2 separate regions of the Homo sapiens genome follow, and region 1 is linked to region 2. A link is an interaction called in ENCODE POLR2A ChIA-PET data of the cell type or tissue named here. Cell type or tissue: MCF 10A. All regions are shown on one strand. Each heading gives the region's core, and the rest is flanking DNA. Links, peaks and the distances in the headings are about the cores only. Region 1 overlaps DNM3 (dynamin 3). Region 2 has its middle 25 kb from the start of DNM3.

Region 1 (12,176 bases), core at 2,865-7,864, 340 kb before region 2:
AGAAACTCAACAACAGAGGGAGCACACACATTGCCAAATTCCTGCTGCAAAATAAAAGGCAGGAATAGAATCAAAAGTTTCCTAACATTCTATCCTGTACACAATTGATAGTCACATCATCTACTTCTTAAGATAGATTTCATGAAAATCAACTTAGCACTGGATCTCATTCACATTTGAAAGCTAAAGAAACATGTTTATACACATGCTAAATTTCTGAGGAGGACCAATCCATATGAAAATAAGTTCAGTTCTAGGTGGAGCAGACTATATTTACCACGGCAGTCTTGGACAATAACTCAATGTGAGATGAACTTGCTGTAGCAGAAACACAAACTTATTTTCAAGTAAAAATGCTTTTTCTGAAGATAATACATTTAAAAAGTGTGAGGCAAAGAAGACAAAAGTCTGATGAATCTAGTAGGACTCACACACAGGTAATGCTTGTTCTTTTCCATAGACGGCTTTTTTCTCCAACCATAACTTTTTTGCATAGCTTGGCATTAAGTAGAATGTAAAAAGAGGCAGTAATTAATAAATAATGCCAATGGGTCTCAAGTTGCAAGATAATTTTCCAAAGGACGAATGTGACCATTTAGATGACTTGACTCACTGCCTCTCTCATTTTGCCCCTTATTTGTGAGTATGTGATCATACATACATAGCAGCAAGCAAAACAACGCTTAGGTTTAAAGCTTGATCATGTGCAGAAAGAAGAGAACAAGATCCCCAGCATGTTTTTATCAACACTAAGATTATTCATAAAGGATTATTATTTTAATAAAGTAACACCTAATTTATTAAGCCATAATGCTTATAACTGTAGCTCACATAGTAGAGTATTAGGGAATCTTTTATTTAATAGTAAACACTTTTTTTAAGTATCAAAACTTTTTCTCTATTTTACATCAAACCTATCAATAAAACTTTAAATTCTTTACTTGTCTCTGAAAACAAACCCAAACAGTATCTTTTAGCAAGAGAGAGTTAGTTTATATATTGATTTTAAATTTGGACTTTAGATTTTTTCATTGGTTTGCTTCTATTGACTAGAAACATCTTTCTAATCAGTAGAAACCAAAAGTCCTCTGCCTAGGTTTCAAGGCCTCCATCATCCATCTCACTCATTTATTCAACCTTGTTTCCCTCTCTTCTCACTGCACACTGTCTGTTCTGGACAGGCGATCCTGGATGTTCTCTAGGTCTGTCTTTTCCACTGCCTGTGCCTTTGCTCATGTTCTTCCCACTAGCAGGAATGTTCTCCTTTTTTCATATGCTTCTTCATGGTCTCTCTGTTTTCCAGATCTACCTTCTCCTCCAAGAAACCTTCACTGGTACATTCCTGATCCCCTCTCCATGCCCATCATTGTACCACTCAGATCTTAAGCAGGTCCCAGTTATCAACCTTATCTACTCCTATTCTTCCCCTCACCTTATTCTAGCTCCTCTGGCCTCCAGGCACACTCTTGCCTCAGGGTCTTTGCACATACTGTTCCCACCATTTGAAAGGCTCTTTCCTCAGTCATCCGCATGCTTACTTCCTCACTGCTTGCCAATATAATCTCAAATACCACCTTTCTTAACCATGCTACTTAACATTGCAACCCCATTCCCAGATTTTCTATTCTCTTTCCTTACTATATTGTTTGCACTTTATTATCATGCAGGCAGGATTTTTGTCTGTTAAATTTACTGCTGTATCCCCAGTGCCTAGAATACTGTATGGCACATAGTAAGTACTCTAAATACCTGCTGAATACATTAAGTGAATTTACTGAATGTTAACTACAGTTGTCTCTTGGTGTCTGTGAGGGATTGTTTCCAGGACCTACCATGGATGTCAAAATCCAAAGATACTCAAGTCCCTTATATAAAATGGCACCATATTTGCATACAACCTATGTACATCCTCCTGTATACCTTAAATCATCTTATTTAAAGATTGTAAGTAATCACTTATAATACCTAATGCAGTGTAAATGCTGTGTAAATAGTTGTTATATCATATTGTTTAGGGAATAATGACAAGAAGAAAGCCTGTACATGTTCAGTACAGACCCAATTTTTTTCAAATATTTTCAATCTGCAATTGGTTGAATCCACAGATGTGAAACCCATGGAATTCAGAGGGTCAACTGTATATCCTAAGTGCTTCATAAATACAATAAATTAAATGAATTTACTGAAATGTATGTCCTAAATGCTTGATAAGTATTATCTTGTTTAATCCTCACAATACTCTATGGCAGAGGTTCCCAACCCCTGAACCACGAACGCAGTACCAGTCCTTGGCCTGTTAAGAACCAGGCCATACATATTTATAGCTGCTCTCTATCACTTGAATTACCACCTGAGCTCTGCCTCCTGTCAGATCAGCAGCAGTATTAGATTCTCACAGGAGTGCAAACCCAATTGTGAACTGCACATGCAAGGGATCTAGGGTGTGTGTTCCTTATGAGAATCTAATGCCTGATGATCTGTCGCTGTCTCCCATCATCCCCAGATGATGGAAAACAAGCTCAGGGTTCCCCCTGATTCTACGTTATGATAAGTTGTATACATATTTCATTATATATTACAATGGAATAATAATAGAAATAAAGTGCACAATAAATTTAATGCACTTGAATCATCCCAAAACCATCCACCTCATCCTGATCTGTGGAAAAATTGTCTTCCATGAAACCAGTCCCCGGTGCCAAAAAGGTTGGGGGTCTCCTGCTCTATGAGAAAGGTTCTATTACTCCCAATTTTGCAGATGGAAAAATGTAACACAGAGTGAATTAACTACAGTTAAGTAACTAGCAAGTGGCAGTGTTGGGAATCAAGTCTTCTAACTTAAAAGGACAATGTCTTTTGCACTTTATATGTCCTTTAATGCTTTATATGTCCTAAATGCTCTTACATACATTCTATCCTTACTGCAAAAATAAAAAAATGAGCGATTACTGAAAAGAGTTAGTTTATTTATAGTATACAATCACTTTCTAAAAAAGAATTTAAGGCAATTAGCTTTAGATATAATTTTTCTCTTCCAGAAAAAAACAGGAGGAGGAGGAGGGAAAGGAGGAGAAAAAAATGAACACCTACATTATAACAATTACTTGCCAACATTAGGCGAAAAAAAGTAGGGAACCCAAGGCTTGGCTCTAGTGTCTTTCTAGGAATTATTAGGTAAGAAAAACATCCTGAATCGTCTGGAACATGAAATAAATCTATACTAAGTCTAGGTACTCAAAACTAAGAAGATTACAAAAATATAAATTGCAGGCACCTAGTAAGTCCACAGTCTGTTAGTACTACAGAGCCTGGTCCAGGAGCCATTGTCCATAGGATAGGATGGGGATGGAGCATGAGTTTTAAGTAGAAACAATAAAACTGATGAAGGCTAACTGAGCTGTTATCTATACCATAAACACTGGGGTGGTCATATTAGATTTTTACAGCCAACAGCAGTTCTTACTGGTTGATGCCCCTACTGTCTGGGTTGCTAAATATTTTGGAAATCATCCCTGAAGCTAACATTTTTTTAAGTGCTTAATATACACTGGACACTATGCTGAAAGCTTCCACAGATTAATCCATATAGTCCTCCAACATCCCTATGAAGTAGAAACACTTATTATCCTCGTTCTATGGATGAAAAAAGCCACAAATGATAAATAACATTCACCAAGTCACACAGCAAAGTAAGCAGTCAAGCTGGACGCACACCAAGGCCTTCTAGCTCCTTAGTCTCTCCCTCAGTCACTGCACTCTACTGCCTAACAACAACCAATGGTTTAGCATTGGCTAAACAGACCATATAATATTTTTAGATAAATCTAAACTTATGTGTAGATTTATATTTATCTGAAATACTAAAATCACTATCTTTCTTCTTAACAATTGTTTTTGCCCCTTAGTCATCCCAAGCAAACTCCTTGAAGGTATAAAGTTTGTATTTTCTACCTTAGTATCTCCAGGACAGAGTCTAACATCACAGGCGTCTGATAAATGTTCATGGAGTGAGTGAAAAAATAAAAGAATGACATAACTGGATGTTTACTTTTACATCTCACCTGAAAAATGGCACTTTCCATAGATATAAAGCCCCTTGGCTCTGAGTGTAGGCTTAGACAAATTATGTATTAATTATTAAGTGTAGCCAGCTAAAAAATCACCAGAGCAGAAGTTACAATAGTAAAACTAACAAAAATACAAACAAGCACCATATTAAATAAGAGTATATAAAATAAACCTTAATTAGCTTCTTTTCTCCACCATAAAGCAGGAGAGAAATTAAGCCATGGAATGAAAGTTTTAATTTACTTAAGTAAATGAACAATTTAATGTTATGATCTTCCTGATCTTATAAAAATATTACAGGTTTTTTTTTTTTTGCAAAGCACAAGGCCTACCAAGTTGAGAAATGCATGTTTATTACTCCTAAACATAGGTATGTATGATTTGGTCATGTTTATTAAAGGAAAATCACAATTGTATGGTTGGCCTTTATGTTTCAAATATTAACATTTTTATTAATCACAATACATTTTATCTTAACTGAGTGTGTTCCTCTTTAAATGGCAATCTCATAACATATTTAAACTGTATAAGGATCACTAAATAGAAAATTTAAAAGGAACCTCCAGAATATTTTTCTCAAAATAAAAACAGTTCAATCTTTTTCCTCTCATCTGCCTTACTCATATACCTTTTCATATACAGAGTTTTAAATAGCTATATTAAAACTTAGGATAAAATTCTCCTCTCCTTAAAAGGGGTGATCTTAAACTAACAGAAAAGAGCCTTTTCTTGCTTCCTTCCCTCTTCTCATTCTCAGAATAATGTCTGCCTACCAAAGACTAGAATGAGACTTTCGTTTTAATTTTAACTGAAGCACATGTCATAGTTGTATTACTACACTACATCAACAGGAAACAAAATTACTCATCCATTCCACTGAGATAGCTAATACTAGAAGACTCAACACATTTTCTCCCTTCTTAAAGGACCTATGTGATAGGATTAGGTTTTGCAAATTCCAAAATACATTTACGGGGTGGGATCTAAAAATGGAATTCCTTTGCCATTCACTTTAGTTTTAAACAGCTTGTTTATCTTCTTCCTGCTAGCACAAAATGCAGTACAGAAATGGAAACCAGATTTCTTTATGTAGTGAATTTCATGTGGTTTCCACATTTCTCCTGGTAGTAGATTCCCAGCAAACACACATCTAAATAAACTACTCCGTGAGTGAATTTTAAGTCAGATGGCATCTGTAGCATTTTGTGGCACTTCTAAACACACTCTCAAATGCTCCAAAAATGGCCTACACATTGTGGCATTCTTCAACTCAGTTTTAAAATCTTTATACAGGTAAATAAAGATTATATAATGTAAACTAGGAAGGTGATTTTTTAGTGGCCTTGATTCTTACTCAGAAGGAATCCTCTTTCTTTGACTCCTTCCATTCAAGAAAATCTCAGATTAATTAATATGTGTTTATTCACCTGATTCCATTTGGGAAACCATTGTAGAGCATACCTAGAAACTACAGGCATGGCCCTGGACCTCAAGATGCTTCTAATCAAGTTAGAAAGATAAGATATAAATGTCAGAATAAGTGAAACGACAGTTTAAGAAGAATCAGCAGGTCACAAGCAACGAATGAATGAACGAATGAATGGAACAGACGATAAGGTCTATATATGTTATTTGGAAATATTTGGTATGCAATATTCTTTGGAACCTTAGAAAACTGCTTTTAAATAAAAATATGATCAATCTGTAACTCCATCCTTCTTTCTCCACCCTTCTGAAGACACTTAATGTTTAAAAAATTCAAAAGCTACTGGCTCATAGAAAAATTACTTTAAAGGCCACATGGAAGTATCAAAGCAATTAGTTTGGGAGCTATTTGTTTTTAAGAATGCACACCTAGGGTTTAATTCATCTGACTGAAAATTTAAGGAGAAGAAACAAAATCTTATTAAATAACCTAACACATTTTTTTACCAATAACCTCAATTCCAACTTCATGTTCTAAAAAAGAAACAGGACGAATAGGGGCTGGAGAGAAGAGGAATACTCAGAGAAAGTTTCGTGCTGAATGGAGGAAAGATGGAAAGAAAAGATGAAATAGTGGAAAAGAGGAGGAGGAAGAAGGGCAAAAACTAATAAGCCTGTTTTACTGAATGCTTTCTGATCATGTGATTGATGCATATATTGAAGTATGGGAAATTAACACATATCACTGCCTTTTGATAAAATAACTAGTTTAATATTCTCTGCTCCTATTCTCTGTAAATGTTCAGGGACAACATAAAAGTCACCAAGGGTAGAAATGGTATTTGCTACAACACCATAACCACTTTCCCTAAGGCATTGCCATGGCAATCCTCCAAACTGTTGCCGTATGAACTTGTTGCAGAATGTTTTCAAAAGCATCCCAATTTATTTTATCCATATCATCGAATTAGGCCTCCCAACCACCTCTGAGGTAGGTATCTTTCTTTACACCATTTGACAAATGAGGAAATGGCACAGCTGAACTTGAACCAATCAATTCTAATGCTCCTTCTCTGATATCTCAGTTGAATCCAAAAAAGCAAAGGTTTCATTTAACTTCAAAGAAGTAGAATTTGTTAAAGAAAGATGAAATTTTGAAAGTAAATATAACTAATTAAATCTGTACAAACACTAAATCACCAAACAGTTTCTGCTCTGGGCGCCGAAACACTTGGCTTTAGTGTTTTCACTGTGAATGTTAATTCAAAGCTTTTATTTCACAATCACATTGTACATTGGTAAGCAAGTTATCTTACACAGTTATGTAAATTATCTTACATGGTTAAAAACCGTTTTTAACATGGCCCTTCTAAACAGTTTCTGTCCGCATGCACATACACAAAAAACTCACTAAAATTCCTCTATAATGAATGTGAAGGAGACACATACCGTGGGAATGGTAGCTTTAAGTGGGGAATTTGATATACTCAGAAATCCTCCCATATACATACACAGGACAAATGCACTGAAAATGATATAGTATGGGAATGCAACAGAAGTGGCATTCATCTAAATTTGTCTGAATCTACAACATGCAATCTAAAACAAAATCAAATTAAATAATAATAAAATAGTTACAGTTGACATTACCTCAAATCAGATCCAACCTAACCCGTATAAGAATCACAGGGTGAGCAATACTAATTATTTTATGATCTGAAGACAAAGATAGAACTAAAATTAAGGTTGATTTACGAAGTACATAGGGCAAAATTTACTGGAAAATCAACTCCCACTAGCTTTCTTGTTCTTTGTTAAAGATTAAAAAGAATGAGGGACTCAACTTTCCAAAAATTAACCAATTGAATTGTAGTACTAAAAACTTCTGGGTCTGGGATCACTGAAAAAAAAAAAAAAAGGAAGGGAAGTCCATTATCTTCAAACTGGCTTTACCACTAGCAGAAGGCAATTACTTCTGGCAAATTCAAAAGAATCCTTTTAGCCAGCACGGTGGCTTATGCCTGTAATCCCAACACATTGGGAGGCCAAGGTGGGAAGATCCCATGAGTCCAGGAGTTTGAGACCAGCCTGGGTAACACAGGGAGTCTCTTCTCTACAAAAAAATAAAAAAATTAAGATTAGCCAGGCATGGTGGTGCACACCTGTGGTCCCAGCTACTTGGGAGGCTGAGAGGTAGGAGTATCACTTGAGCCCAGGAGGTCGAGGCTGCAGTGCGCCATTACTGCACCACTGCACTCCAGCCTGAGTGGAAGAGTGTTTCAAACAAACAAACAAACAAAGACTCCTTTTATACCACTTATCCTCACTGTTTTCCTCTCTTCAGAAAACTTAAAAACAAACAAACAACAATTAGTGCACTTCTCAGTACTAACTTCATGAGACCCTGAAAATGCCTATGGATGCAAGTTGAACTCCAAGCACCTGCCCTAGTAGTTGACACACACACTGGCCAGGAAGCACCTGAGACCACCCCACATATTCTCAATGAAGTACAAATCCTTTAAAGAAAAAATGATTATTTAATAATCTACTAGCTTTTCAGCAAAACAAGACATTATTTCAAAAGCAATCATAATCCATTCTGGCCAATGAAAACAAAGGCTAGTTTTTTCTTGAAGAACCTGAGGAGAGATGGAAACAAAGTAAATTGTACCAGAGGAAAACATTTTGTTATAAGACAGAAGATTGGGAGTAAAGTGAGTGTTCCCCAAACAAAAATGAACCAATAGTACACAAAATGTGTGTGTAGTTTTAAAATGCATTCAGTGACAGCTCCACTCGAATAGAAACCAATAACTTGTTGCATTTGCAAAATTACAAAGGTATTTCTTACCCAGTATTTCCATGTTAACCTTTAACTATTGCTATGAAGCTCTGACAGGCAAAAGTTAAAACAATTAAAAAGACTGAAACGTCTATACACTAAAACTAACGTTTAAGATTACAAAAAAACACTGCACATGCGCTAGGCTTAAAATAATATTACCTTAAAAAGAGAAAAGAATTTATTTTGGTGTTAATAATTCTCACATAGAGATGATCTAGTTTAAATATATATACAAATACATACACACTTATATACATATTTACATATACTATATACACATATATATGCTCACATACATTTGTACACACAATTGCATATATATCTAGATCTATTTATCAGTCTACCTATCCATATATCTGTAATAAAACCAGATAAACTCAAGGGTGAGAAAGGTTATGATGGCTTTTCAAAAAGATTCTCCAAATGGTTATCTTAAGAAGTCAGCTTCCATTACAGTGTTTTTAAAACAATCCTGGGTGGCTGGTGTGTCCCGCAGCAGCCCTACCTGCATAAAGCTTAGCTCTGGGCCAGGCCCTGTTCTAAGCTCTTTTCAGAAAACCCTGTTTTAGAGATGAGAAAACCAGAGGTCAGAAAAGTTAAATAATTTGCCAAGGAAGCATCATAACAAGCTGTGAAGCCAGGATTCAAACCCATGCCAGCTGGCTCCAGAATACCCACACGACACTACCTCCTTGAGCTTCTGCTTCCTCATCTGTAACCATGGAGAGATCCTACCTTTCAGGATTGCTGGATTAAATTATATCACATGTGAAAGACACTAGCATGGACCCTGACATAAAATCAGTGCTCAAAACAAAATACTAACTAACTAAACAAAACAAACCTCTAAATTCAGAAAACAGTATATGTTATTGTCTCTATAGCTTTTGTAGTCTCCTCCTGAGTGGCAGTGAAATGGCACTGAATCTGATTCTGTGTGGCAAATGGAAATCATTTTTAGTTGATTAATACTAAAATAAGTGTTTATAAAGATATGTGATTAATACTCATTTGCAACCTGTAAATAACCTTTCAACATGAACCAATTTATATGCCAAGTACTTTTTTTGGTATGTAAAAGTAAAGCCAATTTCCATGATGGCATGAATAGAAGTATTCTAATATGGTCTCATATGTCCTTAGAAACTAGAGTAAATTCTCTGGAAACTGAACAGAATTGAGAAGGCTAGTTAAAGTATCTATAATGGACACAGCTAAACAGACTTATGTTGGATCAAACCCTTTTAGAAATTCATGTAATTTGGGTTTCCCCTTTTGTATATACTAGAAGATTAAAATCCTAAAATAAAGGCAATGTGCTATGTATTACGCAAGTATGCCTATCATTACTTAAAGACTTAGAGCTTCTAAAATGACCTACTGCATAATTGCAGGTATTCTGGGTAAAGCAGAAAGCTTCCCTTCACACACATGCTTCCTTGTAGCCATTATGCTTAACATGTATCCCCATCCACAGAAAGGGTACTTTCTCCACCCCTGCAAAAAAAAAAGTAGTTTCTGTGTCCTTATATTATGCACATACAGGTATTTTTTCCTTAGGATATCATGCATATTCATTTTTGAGTCACACTAAGGAAATAAAATACTGGTGATGCCAAAAGACATCAGGAGTCAATATTCTAAAATTGTCAGTGACCTGAGGACACCATGATTCTCTTGTCCAAGGGAACCAGCCCTCATTTTAAAGTCTGATTGTAACATGGAATTCAACGGGAGCTCATAGCACATAGCATTCAGATGATGCTTGTCAGCTTTTGAGGGTGTAAGCAGGCAGCAGACTACACTGCTAGTATGCTCTCACTTAAAATCTGCCTGAAAAGGCCAGCAACAATTTTCTAATCCCTTTAACTTGCCTTCCCCTAAAGATTTCAAGACAGTGCTTCCAATTTTATTGGAGTCATAAATCATATATTTACTTTCTTGCGACTGGTATCCAATAGAGCTAGAGTTTTTAAGGTTTGTCTGCTGGATGTATTATGCTACTGAAATATAAAAATGGCTGCTGTGCACGCCAGTGGTTAGTAAAATTCAAAGACGTAACATTATCTTTCTCAATTGATTTGAGGAAAGAATGTTCATAAAATATATACTGCTTTTGGTTAGGAGCTTATTTCTAAATAAACAGACTCAGCAATGGAAATTTTAGAGACGGGCAAAAACAAAACATGCGTCCGTAAATGTACGTTTTAAAATCAATTCTCTCACAATCTTTGTCTTTTGCAAACTTTCTGAAGACTGTAAAATCAGTTGCATTAAGTTTATGATTTATAGCTTTCTGATTTAACTTCTTTTTCAGTTGTTGAAGGAAAATCTCTTACTCCTCTGAAATATTTCTCCTTTATTTTACAGGCTGATGTTGCATCTCTGCCTAAGAAGGCACTTCACTGCAGTGATTTGAGGGAAGCCATTTGTTTGTGATTCAGGAAAGGGAAGAAAAGTGGAATGCTCTGCTACAACATATCTATTCCTTTGAGCCCTAACAAAATAGGAAATGCAGGAGATTAGGGGACTGCATTGCCTCCAATTAAAAAAAAAAGTGCTAATCTACACAACATAAAGCCAAACTAAGTGGGGCTATCTTCTCTAATTTGCAATGAACTAAGGTCAGCTAGATTTTTATCTTAGATACAAACTGGGAAGGAGAAAACAACAAGAAAGGAAACACTACAACTTGGTTAGATCCTGCTTTTCACACAAGATTATATCACTGGTAGCTGCACAGGATGCTTCCAGAACATTAGAAGGCCAAAAATAAGCAAGGAAATATGGTTGGTTCAATGTTTACATTTATTTCAAAAAGAATAGTTCAATCTGGTGCGTAGCTGCAGACACATATATAAATATTAAAAGCACACTATGTTTTTTATTTATGATTTTTTTAAGAGAGCTGTAATTCTTAAGTTATTATCATGACGAATATTTGACCAGAAACCACATGCATACCATATAGCTCTTTACTCATTCTTTTAACAGTTTACTAAATGGACTACCATCAGCCAGTCAAAAAAAAAAAAAATACAAATATATTGTTCCTGCCTTCAATTAGCTTATATTTTATCTAGGAAAAAAAAGTTTAAATACATAAAATAACAGTACAGGTAACGTCTTAGTACAAAACTGTGAAAGCGCAGCAGATAATTAATTGGCATTTTAACAACAGGAAATATAAGCACTATAAGAATTCGGTAGGGGAACAAGTTGTTTCTGTAGGTTGACAATATCCTTCTGAGCACAGAAAAAAACTGAGTTTTTCCATTTGTGGACTCTGATGAAATAATGTTTAAGCTCTCTGAGCTTTAATTTTATCATCAATAAAATGGGGATGATAATAATAGCTACACTATAGGATTATTATAAGAAACAAATACGTTGTACATGAATGGATTTTGTAATCTGTAAAGAAGCTGTAAAATGACCATTGAGAAAGTAGTCAAAGGAATCATGCCAAACAGTTACCATTAGTTTGGGAAGACAGAAAGGGTTAAGAAGTTGGAAGGGATAATGATGATTAAGAAGTTGGAATGGATAATGATGATTAATTTTTTTCTTGACATACCTCTCTATTGTTTGAACTTGTGCACTAATCTTGTAACAAAAAAAACTTAAGGCTATAAAATATTAGCTGAAGTACGCATATCTGGATATCACAAAATAATTGTAAACACTAGTAACCCTGCCCCTTTAGAGGTACACAGAAAGAAGCCTCAGTCCTGGTTTCAATTTGAGAATTTCCAAAGTCATAAAAATGTGCCAAGATTGGGAACAATAACTAACTGAAACAGCGTTTCCTTTTAATAACCCTTTATAATAGAGC
Region 2 (12,176 bases), core at 2,342-7,341:
ATAAGTTTACCTCCAGGAAAAACAGTTACTCTGACAATTTTTATTCAGGTATGTGCCACCAAGCCTACAAACGGACCCCAGGTAGGACCCTACTAACTAGGTGATCAGCTCAGGAAAAGCTGAGTATGATTGGCAGGGTGAGAGAAGTATTATTCTTCAGAGTGACACTGAAATTTTTTAATTTCCTAAAGATTTAGTCTCAGCTCTCAATTTAAAACATCTTAGAATGTTTTTAATTATTAGAAGAAATTTTAAGTATTAGGGAAGGGAGGTTGACTACTAGTAGTAGGAAAAATAAATTACTACCAAGAAGAGCCTGATTGCAGACATCACTCCAATACCTGGGCCAATGCCAGGTCAGTTGAGAAGATGGGTGCTAAATTATATAGTTTCTGAACTCATCTAAACTTAACAATTCTAGAGAGTTAGCCTACTTATTAAGAAAGGTAGCACACAGTATGGTTTCTATTTTCATATCATTTTCCACGTTTCTCTGTTTTAGTATAAATCTATTTTTGCAGATAAAAAACCTAACTGTGATGTGAGACTATTCTTGGGATGTTCAATTTTCTCCTGCTCACATGGGACACACATTACCTTGTCCATTTGCCTCAAGAAATGTGCATCAGAAAGAGATGATGGCCAAGTGAAGGAGAAATCCAGTCCAAGCCAGAGATGTTGAAATCGATGGCTCACATGAAAAGATCCTCAACACCTCACTATAATTAAGTTTATCTGTGGGTCTCCCACAAGACTTTGCAAGAGCTCATCATCCTCTACATGTGAACTGATGAAAAGTGAAGCATAGAGGGATATCTTAACATTAAATACAAGTTGGAAGTCTTGCCAAAAATCAGAGATTACTCAGAGTTTCCATGGGTTTTGGTTGCTCCACTTTAAGAAATGCTCAAGCCCACCAAGTGAGGGTTTGCTATTTGATCCATTTGTCTTTCTAGGGCATATTTTAAAATAAAACTTCAATGCAAAAAAAAATGTTCCATTAATAGCACAGTTTTAATAAATATTGCCTCTGAGAAAGTCCTTCATCTGTTTCCATATCCACACCATCACCTAGGAATGTTTGTTAGGCTCTATTTGCAAATGGTAGCCTGCTCCATGTGACTCAAAGAGAGCTGAATAAAATATACATGTGAGAATATGCCATCTAAATCCTGCTACAGATCTACTCAAGAGAAAAAAAGATACATATTTAAAATAGTTTGGTTGAGTTAAAATGCAACAGGGAATGAAAAGATGTTCAACATCATTAGTCACCAGGAAAAGCAAGTCAAAATCACAATGAGAAACTACTTCATATGCACTAGGATAACTAAAATTTTTTAAATGGGAAATAAATGTTGGCAAAGATGTGGAGAAATTAGGACCATCACACATTGCTAGTGGGAATGTAAAATGGTGCTGTTACTGTGGAAAACAGTTGGTGGCTCCTCAATAAGTTAAACTAGAATTATTATGTGACCTAGCAATTCCACTTGTAGGTATATACCCAAAGTAATTGAAAACAGGTATTTAAAAAAATCTTGTACACAAATATTTGTAGCAGCACTATTCACAATAGCCATAAGGTAGAAATAACCCAAATTTCCATCAACTGATAAAAGATAAACAAAATGTGGTACATCCACACAGTGGAATATTATTCAGCCAAAAAATGTGTCGGATGAAGCACCAACATGTTACAACATGGATGAACCTTGGAAACATTATGCTAGGTGAAAAAAGACAGACACAAAAGATCATATTTTGTATTATTCAATTTATATGAAACATCCAGAATAGATAAATCCCTAGAGACAAATCAGATTGGTGGTTACCAGAAATTGGATTGGGAGGAGAATGGGAAGCAACTACTTAATGTATATTGCATTTCCTTTTGGGGTGACGAAAATAATATGTCTTGGAGCTAGATAGTGATGATGGTTGCACAACTCAGTGAATTTACTAAATGCCACCGAATTGTATACTTTTAAATGATTCTGTGTTATGTGAATGTTACCTGAATTTAAACAATCAACAGAGAGGGCCCATCTATACATATAAACCCTGTATCATCCACAGCCCTTGATCAGGGCTTGACAGCCTTGTTTTAAGGTTGGGATGTGGCACAGTTTTTCTTTGGTCATTGGAAGCCTGATTTCAGCCTTGCATGCCTGCAGCCTGGAGACTAGGGAAGAGAGCAGAGCTGGAAAAAAACATGACTTTGAATGGGCCATGTTCTCTTCTTTCTTCTGCAGGGAGCTAATAGTAGGTGCAGGCTGTGCTTTTCCCCCCACAGCCTTCAGACAATCCCAAGAGCTCCTAAGAGTTATCAACTTATCCAAAGACCAAGAAGCATTGGCCTCGCTGCAGAGCTCTGTTCTCTGGGCTGTGCCCCATGGGCTCAGAGCCAGTGCTTTCTGCATCCACAGCAGTGATTCTGAATAGTCCCACACCAGTATCATTTCCACTTACATTTGCCTAGAAACGTTTAGATGGTGTTACTTTAACTTTCCCTTTCATTACCACACCCTGAATCCTAGACTATTAATACTTATGCAAAGGTATTTGAGTGCTAAACACTATTTTTGTTTTGTTTTGTTTTTGTTTGTTTGTTTGTTTTCAAGCCCATGGCAGAAAAGGAACACTATTTTTAAGCTTTACAATAACCTGACAACCATATGAGGAAACTATCACCACCCTCACTCAACTTCTCTTTCTACTGAGCTCCAGAAGCATGGGTAGGACATGCATGTCTGGCATGCCATAGGCTCTTAATAAACATCTTCCAAAAAGCAGTCATTTTCTGTCTTGAAATTTTGAGATTGCATCTATGCACACATTAATCTTACACAAATCACTTACCTAAAGCATATGCTAAGCTCAGTCACTGTGTCCTCTTTGGCCTCAGTGGTACAGTATTTCAAACAGCACTGGAAGAATTCTCATAGAGACCACGCTATAGGCAGGCGTTGTTATTATATGTATTTTCTTCTCTCATTTAATAAAGTAGCATAAATACCTTTTTTGTTAACTGATTCATTTAATAAACACTTCTTGAGGGCCTTTAGAATACTGTGCCAAGCATTGGAGATAAAAAGAATAATAAACAAATACATAAACTCAAAAAATTTAAATACTTTACTCTCTTTCTTTAAAAGTCTACTTCTAAACCTGGATGGACAATAACATCCCCAACAGGTCAGTAGGTTGGCACTTCAAGACCTAATTTCCAATGCAAAACTCTATTCTTCTGAACACCCTTTTTTTATTGTTCCTATCCAGTTCTAATTATTTATATATGTATTGTTCCATTTTGCATATGTGGTTGCATTACTTTGTGTAGATGGATGGATGGATGAATGGATGATTACACAGATAGATAATTACCTTCATATCTTTCCATGCATTTCATACATTGATATAGGAATACATACACACATACACACACACACACACACACACACACACTACACACCTATTTATATCTTTCTTTGTAACTATATTATAGGCTATTGACGGAGCATTGGCTATGTCTTATAACTGTCATCACATTTTTTTATAGCCCACCCATCTTTGTTCCCCATGCTCACTCCTGGCATCCAGTATGCGCTACATGAAAGTAAGATCTCAAGAAGGGGTGGTGAACTAACCAGGAGGGAAGGAATTTACTTGAGTAACATAGTATTTCCCTTCTCTGTGAAAAGTAGCAGCTATAGAGCAACTTCTTACTCAACATTTGCAGAGCGCTTCAGGGCCTTTCAAATCCTTTTATCTAACTCCACTCTCACAACACTGCCAAAAAGGTAGAGTGATTTTCCCATTTCACCGATGATTAAAACTGAGACCCACATGAGGTAACTGGCTTGTCTAGCTAGTGACTTGTGCTAGATATTTTCTGCATCCCCCCAGAGCCACTCTCCAGCTTCTCCACCCTGCTCTCTTCCTCAGGAGCTGGCCTGCGTGGCCAACGTCAACAACTCCCTTCTCTCTGGCTTTCAGTAAGATGTGGCCAATATAAGGGTCTCCAATGGGAGAGTGGGAGGAGAGTGAAGTGGGTATGTATAACCCTGACTCCATCCCTGTTGGTTCACTGTAAGTTGACTGTGGCCTTAAGATGATGGCCACTGCTCCTCTCAGGTGACTTTCTCCAACTTCTACTCCCCCGTGCTCCAATAGCCACTCTCCCCACTCATGCTTCTTCAGCCAAGTAATGGCTCCCCACACTTGCTTTCTCTGAGACCCTGCACCATCCCTTGCTGGTTTCCCTGAACCCTGCTCACACCCTTGTGAATAGTCTCTCTACCCAGCACCCTTCAATTGCCTACTGTGAATATGCCATATGTCTTACTGGGTTCCTGGGTGATATATGTTAGTCCTGTTCCCACCTTCTAACTCTTGCTCAATCCTCTGAGCTCTAATTCTAAACAGTTGCTTCTCTTGATACCAAATCAAAGGAAAGAGCATCATCATATCACATCAAGCAGCTCCCACTGCCTGTTACCCGTGAGGACCTTCCAGGAGTGCAAAAGCTCCTCACATCCACACTGCTTGGCTCTGCTGGTAAGTTCTGGAGTACAAATGTCTGTACCTGCAGACAGCTGTAGCTTTCTCTCAGTAAACAAATTGGCCCCAGCCACGGAGACATTAGTGGAAACAAGACAGTGACTCATCAGAGAAGCTACAGTCACTTGACCCCCTGTGACTCAGACACATTGTGTTGTCAACAGGGCACTGAGCTGAATAAAAGCTGAATAAACCAATGCTTTGCCTCACCCAGGCTCCTGGCAATCAATGAGTTAAAAAGCACTGAGAATATTAGTCTATTTGCTCCTCCCCTCAAATATCTCTCCTGTGTATCTTCCAACCTTTCTCTGTCATCCCTCCTCTTTCTTCCCCACCCACAAAAAAAAAAAAAAAATTGTTGAAAATGAATCAGATACAGGACACAAGGGTTGCACTTCCAAGATAACAAGCACACGGCCACCAGCCAGCACTGCACTTTGCTTTAATCATTTAGTGGTGCTTGGTATCCACAATTCCAAAAGCCCTGCTTCTCCTGTCTTCCAATTTTAGTCTTAACAAAAGAACACAATTTGAAAAGCCAGTACCCTTAGCTGCCTGGCTTCTGATCCAGTCTCTCTTCCCTAATTATTTCCTTTCTTGGTTGCAACTCCTTCAGCTTTTATAATTTTAAGACCTGTGCCTTTGGCCTGGCCTTGCAAAACTTTGCATATATTAGCTAGATAACTTGTTGAGCATAACATGTTCAATGAAATAACAATAAGCAAGTACCAAGTGTTCAGCATGTACTAAGGCCTTTACTTAGGTTATCCCATTTAATTATTTTAATAACCATGGGAGACTGTGTGTGTGTGTGTGTGTGTGTGTGTGTGTGTTTTACAAATGAGGACAGGCTCAGATGAGTTAAGTGGTTTAGCTATGGCCATGCAGTTACAGTTAATGATGAAAAAAGAATATGAATTTGAATCCAGGTCTATCTATCCCTCGATTCCATAATTTTTACCATTTTCCTACTTCTGTATAGATTTAATTTTCAAAATACAGAGTTCTTCAACTTCAGACAAAAATTCTCAAGAGAAGGCAAAATATGCCATGTTAATTTTTGTAATTAAGTTTAGCACTCATTTATTGAGCACATACTAGGTAACAGGCCATGTGCAATATACCAGAGGCACAAAGGTGGAAAAGATGCCATCTCTGCTTTGAAAGAGCTCACAGTCTACGTATAGAAGAGACACAGCTTCTAAATTTCTTTTAAGTCCCCTGGTTTCCCTTCAGCCCTGGGATTATATAAAAATAATTTTTTGCCTTTGTTTGTGTCAACATCAGAGCTGAAAGATTTCTACTTCTTACTCAGCAACTACAATTAAGACCAGAATAGATGAGCACATTTATGTGTATTTTAGAAAAAGGAAGAAAGGAAAAAGAAAGAAAAAAAAGAAGGGAAGGAGGGAAGGAGGGAGGGAGGAGGGGAGGGGAAGGGAAGGGAGTAGGGAGAAAAGGAAGAATCAGTACATTGGCCTGATTAGTGCTTAAGGAAACAAAGGAACAAATGCTTGAAATCGAAGCTGTCTCCAGAATTCCATGGTATAAGGTCCCTACACCTACATGGCAGGATTCATTCAATAAAAATTTCTTGAACATTTATTATAAGCTATGAATAGAGGCAAAGCGTTCATAGTCAAATGGGTAGAAGGACAAGTTAATCAATAATTACAGCCCAATGTGAGAAAAATCACAGCAGCAGTTCTCATAACACCCCGTGAGAAAACAGGAGAGGAGAATCTAAAGCACACAGGATAGCAGAGAAAGTGAGGATACGGGAAGAAAGTGATATTTGAGCCAAGACCTGAGGTGAAGTGGGAGTTAGCCAAGAGAAAAAGTTGGGAAGAAAACTCCGGAAAGTACACGGGTTAAGCAAAAAACAATGGGGGTAAAAGAACCCCAGGCCTTTTGGTGAGAACCATTGAACACTTGCCTGAAATTCACACCATTAAAGTCACCCCAAATTTTATGTTTTAATTTTTATATGTTTTATTTTATTTATTTAATAATTTTACTTTAAGTTCTGGGATACTTGTGCTGAACGTGCAGGTTTGATAAGTAGGTATACATGTGCCATGGTGGTTTGCTGCACCCATCAACCTTATTTTCATATTTTTAAATAGGTGATACAACCATGGCTCAAAAATTAAAACAATGTGAAAGAGAACCTACTGAAAAACCTTGTTACTGTGCCTGTCTTCGTCCTCCCCATCCTCCCCAGCCCATGCACCTGTCCCCATCCCTTAAGTAACTATTATGAAATAGTCCTTTGTATGTCTTTCCACTGCTTCTTTATGCAAATACAAGTCAATACGACTATATATATGTACATAATTCAAGACTTTCTGAAGGCATATGCGTTTTTTACTACGCTAAAGCATTGTATTACTTGGAGAAAGTAAAATACATATTTTAACGTTCAAAATAATGATTTTCTTGGATTGTTATTGTTGGTAGTCTTCATGGATGGAGTGCCCCCTACATACCATTACAGCTAAGGTCACAACTTCATTTTATAGATGAAGAGAAATGAGACTTAGAAACGTCAAGTAACGTGTCAGGTGCAGACAGCTAGTGAGTGGCAGAACTGGGGTCAGCAGAGGGAGGTGGTGCCCCCTCCTCCAGAATCCTATTTCAGAGAAATGGCCCTACCATTCACCTAATCACTAGAGCCAGAAACCTGAGTCCTTCTCAGCTCACATGAGGTCAATCACCAAGTCCTATTGATCTGAGCCTGTTATTATCTTTCAAATCCATTCCCTCCTCTCCACCCCATCATTGTCTCTCACCTGGTCAAGACCTAGATTTCTGACTGGTCTTTCTCCTCTAGACTGATGTTGCCTCCAATGTAGCCTCCATTCTGCTGCTGGAGTGATCTTTATAACACATAAATCTGATGGTATCTCTCTGCCTCAAAATCCTTCCAAGGCTCCCAGTTGCTAAGAGTATGAAACCTAACTCCTTTGCATGGCATAGTTGAGCCCTACTCACATTTCCTGACATTCCCACCACAAACCTAATGCTTCAGAAAAACCAAACCACTTCAAGTTTCTAGAATCCTCCAGATGTCTTCTGTTTTGGGTCTTTGCCCAGCCAAGTCCTCTGCCTAAACCACTCTTCTCACCCTTGGCAAACTCCCCATCCTTCAGCTCATGCAGTATATTTTCTGGAAGCCACCCACGTCTCCCCTAAGCAGAGTGGCACAGTCTTTGCCTGTGTTTTTGTTCATACCGATATGAAAGCAGTCACTTTGTGGTCATGAATGGTTTTTGTGTGTTTCTCCACATTAATCTTCACATTCTTTCAAACTAAGAACAACAGTAATTTACTTCTAATTTTATTTTATTTTATTTTTAGTGTAGTCAAATGAAGCAGTGGGAACAGAGCAGGAACAAAGGAACAAAGAAATCTGTTACTGGTTGTGATCGATTGGTTGTAAACACCACCGCATCACTGCATTGCACCACTACATCAGCCCCTTTTTTTTTTTTTTTTTTTAGATGGAGTCCCACTCTGTCGCCCAGGCTGGAGTGCAGTGGCGCAATCTCAGCTCACTGCAACCTCCACCTTTCAGGTTCAAGTGATTCTCCTGCCTCAGCCTCCCAAGTAGCCAGGATTACAGGTGCACACCACCACTACTAATTTTTGTATTTTTAGTAGAGATGGGGTTTCACCATGTTGGCCAGGCAGGTCTCAAACTCCTGACCTCAAGGAATCCTCCTACCTCAGCCTCCCAAAATGTTGGAATTACAGGCGTGAGCCGCCACACCTGGCCTGCACCAGCCACTTCTAATTTTAGATTCACAGTGCCTAAGATGGTGCCTGTCACATAAAAAGGCTTCCGTATGTATTTTTAGGTGTTTGTTATATGAATAATTCCCAAACCAGGCTCTTTTCATTCATTACCCAGACTGTCTCCCTCAGTAGTTCATTATTACCACAGGGGTGGTTTTACCTGGTACACAGATTTGAAGGAAATCTCTTGGATTATGGGCACATGATCCAATCTCAATAGAGAGCAGTAGTAGGACTGAAGAGTCTTGCAGAACACTGAATTCTTTTGAAGCCATGGTGAGCCTGCAGGAGGAGGAGGATCTGGTGACCCTGAAACAAGGAAACAAAGATCAAAAAGATAAATCTTACCTACTTTCTAATTTTACTTTTGGCAGGTCTAGAGTCAATCAGATGTATTTGAGGTTCAGGCTTAATAACCTTGAATACTAATCATGAGTTTATCAGTGTTATGCTACTACATGCAGCTAGGAAAGAATCTAAATATTAAGGGCTCATAATTCTATAAAAATTAGCACCATGACTCTTAGGAATAGAAAAAGAAATTCCTCTAATAATTGATTCTAAAACTTGGGTTAACGTAAGAATCATCTCAGCAGGTTTTTAAGTTTTCAAGGTCCCATCATAGAGCCACTGATTCAGGGGGGCCTGGAAGTTTTTTTTTTCCAACAAGCAACCCAAGTGATAATAATGTAAACAATGCTTAAAGTGGTCTCCAAAGCTTTTTTTTATTATACATCCCATATATTTAATTTTTTATTCATAAATTATACTCTGTTTCTGTACCTATACATAGAACATCCTCAGAATTAAAATATTTAAAAGATAAAATGAAGATAAATCTAAATAGAATTTTTAATATTATCTTTCCACCCAACAACAGATCATCCCAAGTATGTATCAATGTGCATCCCAAGAGCAAGGCTGCCCCTCAATAAAATCAGCATCTATTTTAATGGTCTCAAGGGCCTCATTTAGGGACATGTCCAACTACACAGTTTTTTTAATCTGTTGAGGTTCTTCTGTGTACCAGGGACTGTGCTAGACCATTTCACTCCAGATTATCTCATGTAATCCACCTAGTAACCCTGCAAGATAGGTATTATTAATAACAATTACATATTTGGAGACTGAAATTCAGTGAGATCCATGTAGGTTGCCTAATGTCTCATAGATAACAAATAATGAAAAAGGAATTTGAATCCAGGTTTCTAATGTTTTCCACTATATTATGTATATATGTCAGTTAAGAGTGTATTTAGCTGCAAGGGAACAGAAATTCAGTTACAATGATTTAACTAGATAGTGGTTTATTTTTTCTGTAACAAAAAGTCCCCGTGTATGGAATCCAGGCTGGTAAAGAGGTTCTATAATGACACCAGGTACACAGGTTTTTTCTCTCTTTCTGTCCTGCCATCTTTAGTAAGTAGTTTTTATCACAAAATAGATATTTCTACCTCCAGGCATCACAGCTCTATTCCTACAAGAAAATAAAAATGGGAGAAAGGACAAAAGACAAAAGATAAAAGCTAAAAAGGCCCTTACTCAGCCCCATTTAATAAGCTTTCCCAGGAGCCCCACCTGGTAACTCGATCTTGAATCTCATTGGCCAGAATTGTGCCACAAACCCACCTATAGCCGCAAGCTGTGTACAAGCTGTGTACAAGCTGTGTACTTTAAGCTGGGCATAGTTGGGACAAAATTGGATTTCTCCTAATTAAGAAGCAGAGATTGAATTTAGTGGATGCAACCAGGAATATCTGCCACATTACTTCTGTCTTAACCCCAAAACTACCACTGCATTGTAGCTACTACAGAAACTAATACAGTCTAAGCATCCCAGGAAGAGAATCTTTTCAAGTCATGTAGTCCATATCCCCATCTAATGCTAGGATCCAGTATACTCTATCATGACCAAGAGATCATCCAGCATCTGCTCGAAACTCCTAGGATGGGAAAGCTTACAACTTTACTCTGAAATCTCTTCTACTTGTGAGAGGCTTTAATTGTTGGAATTTCTATTCTAGTAAAAATCACAATGTATCATATTTACATTTTTACACTGGCGTCTTAGGACCGGGGGCTGTTATTTATTCATCTCTGTACCCGGTACAGTTGTCATAAAGAGGTGACTCAAGAAAAGATTCAAGGAATAAATGGAGAAATCTTTTTTTTATACTGAGATTAAATGATTCTTCTAACCACTTAAAAAAAAAAAAACACCTCTTTTTTTTCTCCCAGGCCCATTCCATTCAACTGCACTGTCATGTTCAGTTAATAAGCAATATGAAGAGTGATATATTAGGGTCACATCCCAGGAGCTGGTCAGGATGTATAAGAGGCCCTGCAGAGCTCTGGAAATAAGCTCTGATCAGGAAGAAGTGAATGTGCTTTAGAGAACAGCTTGTGATCTGGACCCACACACCACTGAGAAGAAATGGGGTTCCTGGAGGGAAGACCCCAAACCAAAATTCACCACTCTTTTCCTGGTCTCTGCCAATCTGAGTTTCCATCACTGCTTGGTAAATTTTCCACTACAACACAGGGAATCAAGGAAAATGATGCACATGCATGTGCACGTGTGTGTGTGTGTGTGTGTGTGTGTGTGTTTTCAAACAAGTTTCTCTCTGGGATTACGGCCCTTCCCACTCTTTCTCTTCCAAGAGCACAATCACTGCATCCTCTGGTGTGCTCATATGCATAAGTAGTTTTTACTCCAAAGTAAATGGAGGAGACAAACTAAGTGGAGATGTAAGTTCACAAGGTTCAAGTGATTGAAAGCTAAGATCTCCAGCTAGGCAGGACAAGATCTGATCTTATGATGACTTAACTTCTCTAAGCTCCTGTTTCCTCATCAGTGAAGCAGGAATAGCAATATCACCACCTCAAATGTTGTTGTGCAGATTAAATGAGATACAGCCTGTAAAACACTTACCACAATGTCTGGTACATATAGTGCTTGGTAAGTATCAGCCTATCATTGTCAACATCATTCTACTTAGCCCATGAGTTTGGCACAGGTTCTTCTCCTTTTGCAGGCTCTTTCCCTAGCCCTGACCTTCAAGATAATTCCTAGGCCAGGTGCAGTGGCTCATGCCTGTAATCCCAGCACTTTGAGAAGACAAGGCTGGAGAATCGCTTGAGGCCAGGAGTTTGAGACCAGCCTGAGTAACATAGCAAGACCCTGTCTTTACAAAAAACAAACAAAAAAATCTTTAATTAGCTGGGCGTGGTGGTGCCTGCCTGTAGTCCCAGCTATCCAGCAGGCTGAGGAGGGAGAATCCCTTTAGCCCAGAAGGTTGAGCCTGCATTGAGCTGTGATTACACCTCTGCACTCCAGCCTGAATAACAGAGTAATACCCTGTCTCAAAAAAAAAAAAAAATTCACCCCACATGCCCAAGCCATATGTAGCTCCCTCAGTACTATAGGCCTATGGAAAAGGAAACCCTTTTTCTAACTGGGCTCCTTCTTTGCACCTGGCTCATAGACTTGCTAGTAATTCCCAGGTTTCCTTCCCAGAAATAGTCTCATCCACCTTTCTTGATGACAAACCAGCACAATTTGGATGCCCCCAAGTTAGCTCTCTTTTCATTTCCTTCCCTTTACTCTTTGCCTTTTTCAAATAGTAGTAACAAGCACATAAATCCTAAATCCTTCAATCCTTCTTCTTATTTTTTTTAAGAGACGGGGTCTCATTTTGTTGCCCAGACTGGAGGGTAGTAACTATTCACAGACATGATCATGGCACACACTACAGCCTCATATTCCGGGGCTCAAGAGATCATCTCACCTCAGCCGCTCAAACAGCTGGGACTAT

Evidence for each region. Peaks named below come from ENCODE experiments on the same cell type or tissue, not always from the same donor. Only the 100,000 strongest peaks of a DNase experiment are listed, where the experiment ranks them.
Region 1: POLR2A ChIA-PET joins it to region 2 with 8 read pairs; 1 of 35 experiments calls an interaction of 5 or more read pairs at or near these places.

Annotation. Positions count from the first base shown.
Region 1 is chr1:172,147,500-172,159,675 of GRCh38, reverse strand. All of the region lies in intron 14 of DNM3 (dynamin 3), which reads right to left. Among named protein-coding and RNA genes, the nearest start is that of DNM3OS, 8.8 kb to the right of the region's middle. In MCF 10A, for the core only: no CTCF peak of the experiment used is centred there; a DNase peak (open chromatin) is centred at 4,915.
Region 2 is chr1:171,810,369-171,822,544 of GRCh38, reverse strand. It overlaps the pseudogene RPS15P3. Among named protein-coding and RNA genes, the nearest start is that of DNM3, 25 kb to the left of the region's middle. RefSeq lists enhancers at 3,551-4,536, 4,537-5,523. In MCF 10A, for the core only: no CTCF peak of the experiment used is centred there; a DNase peak (open chromatin) is centred at 4,664.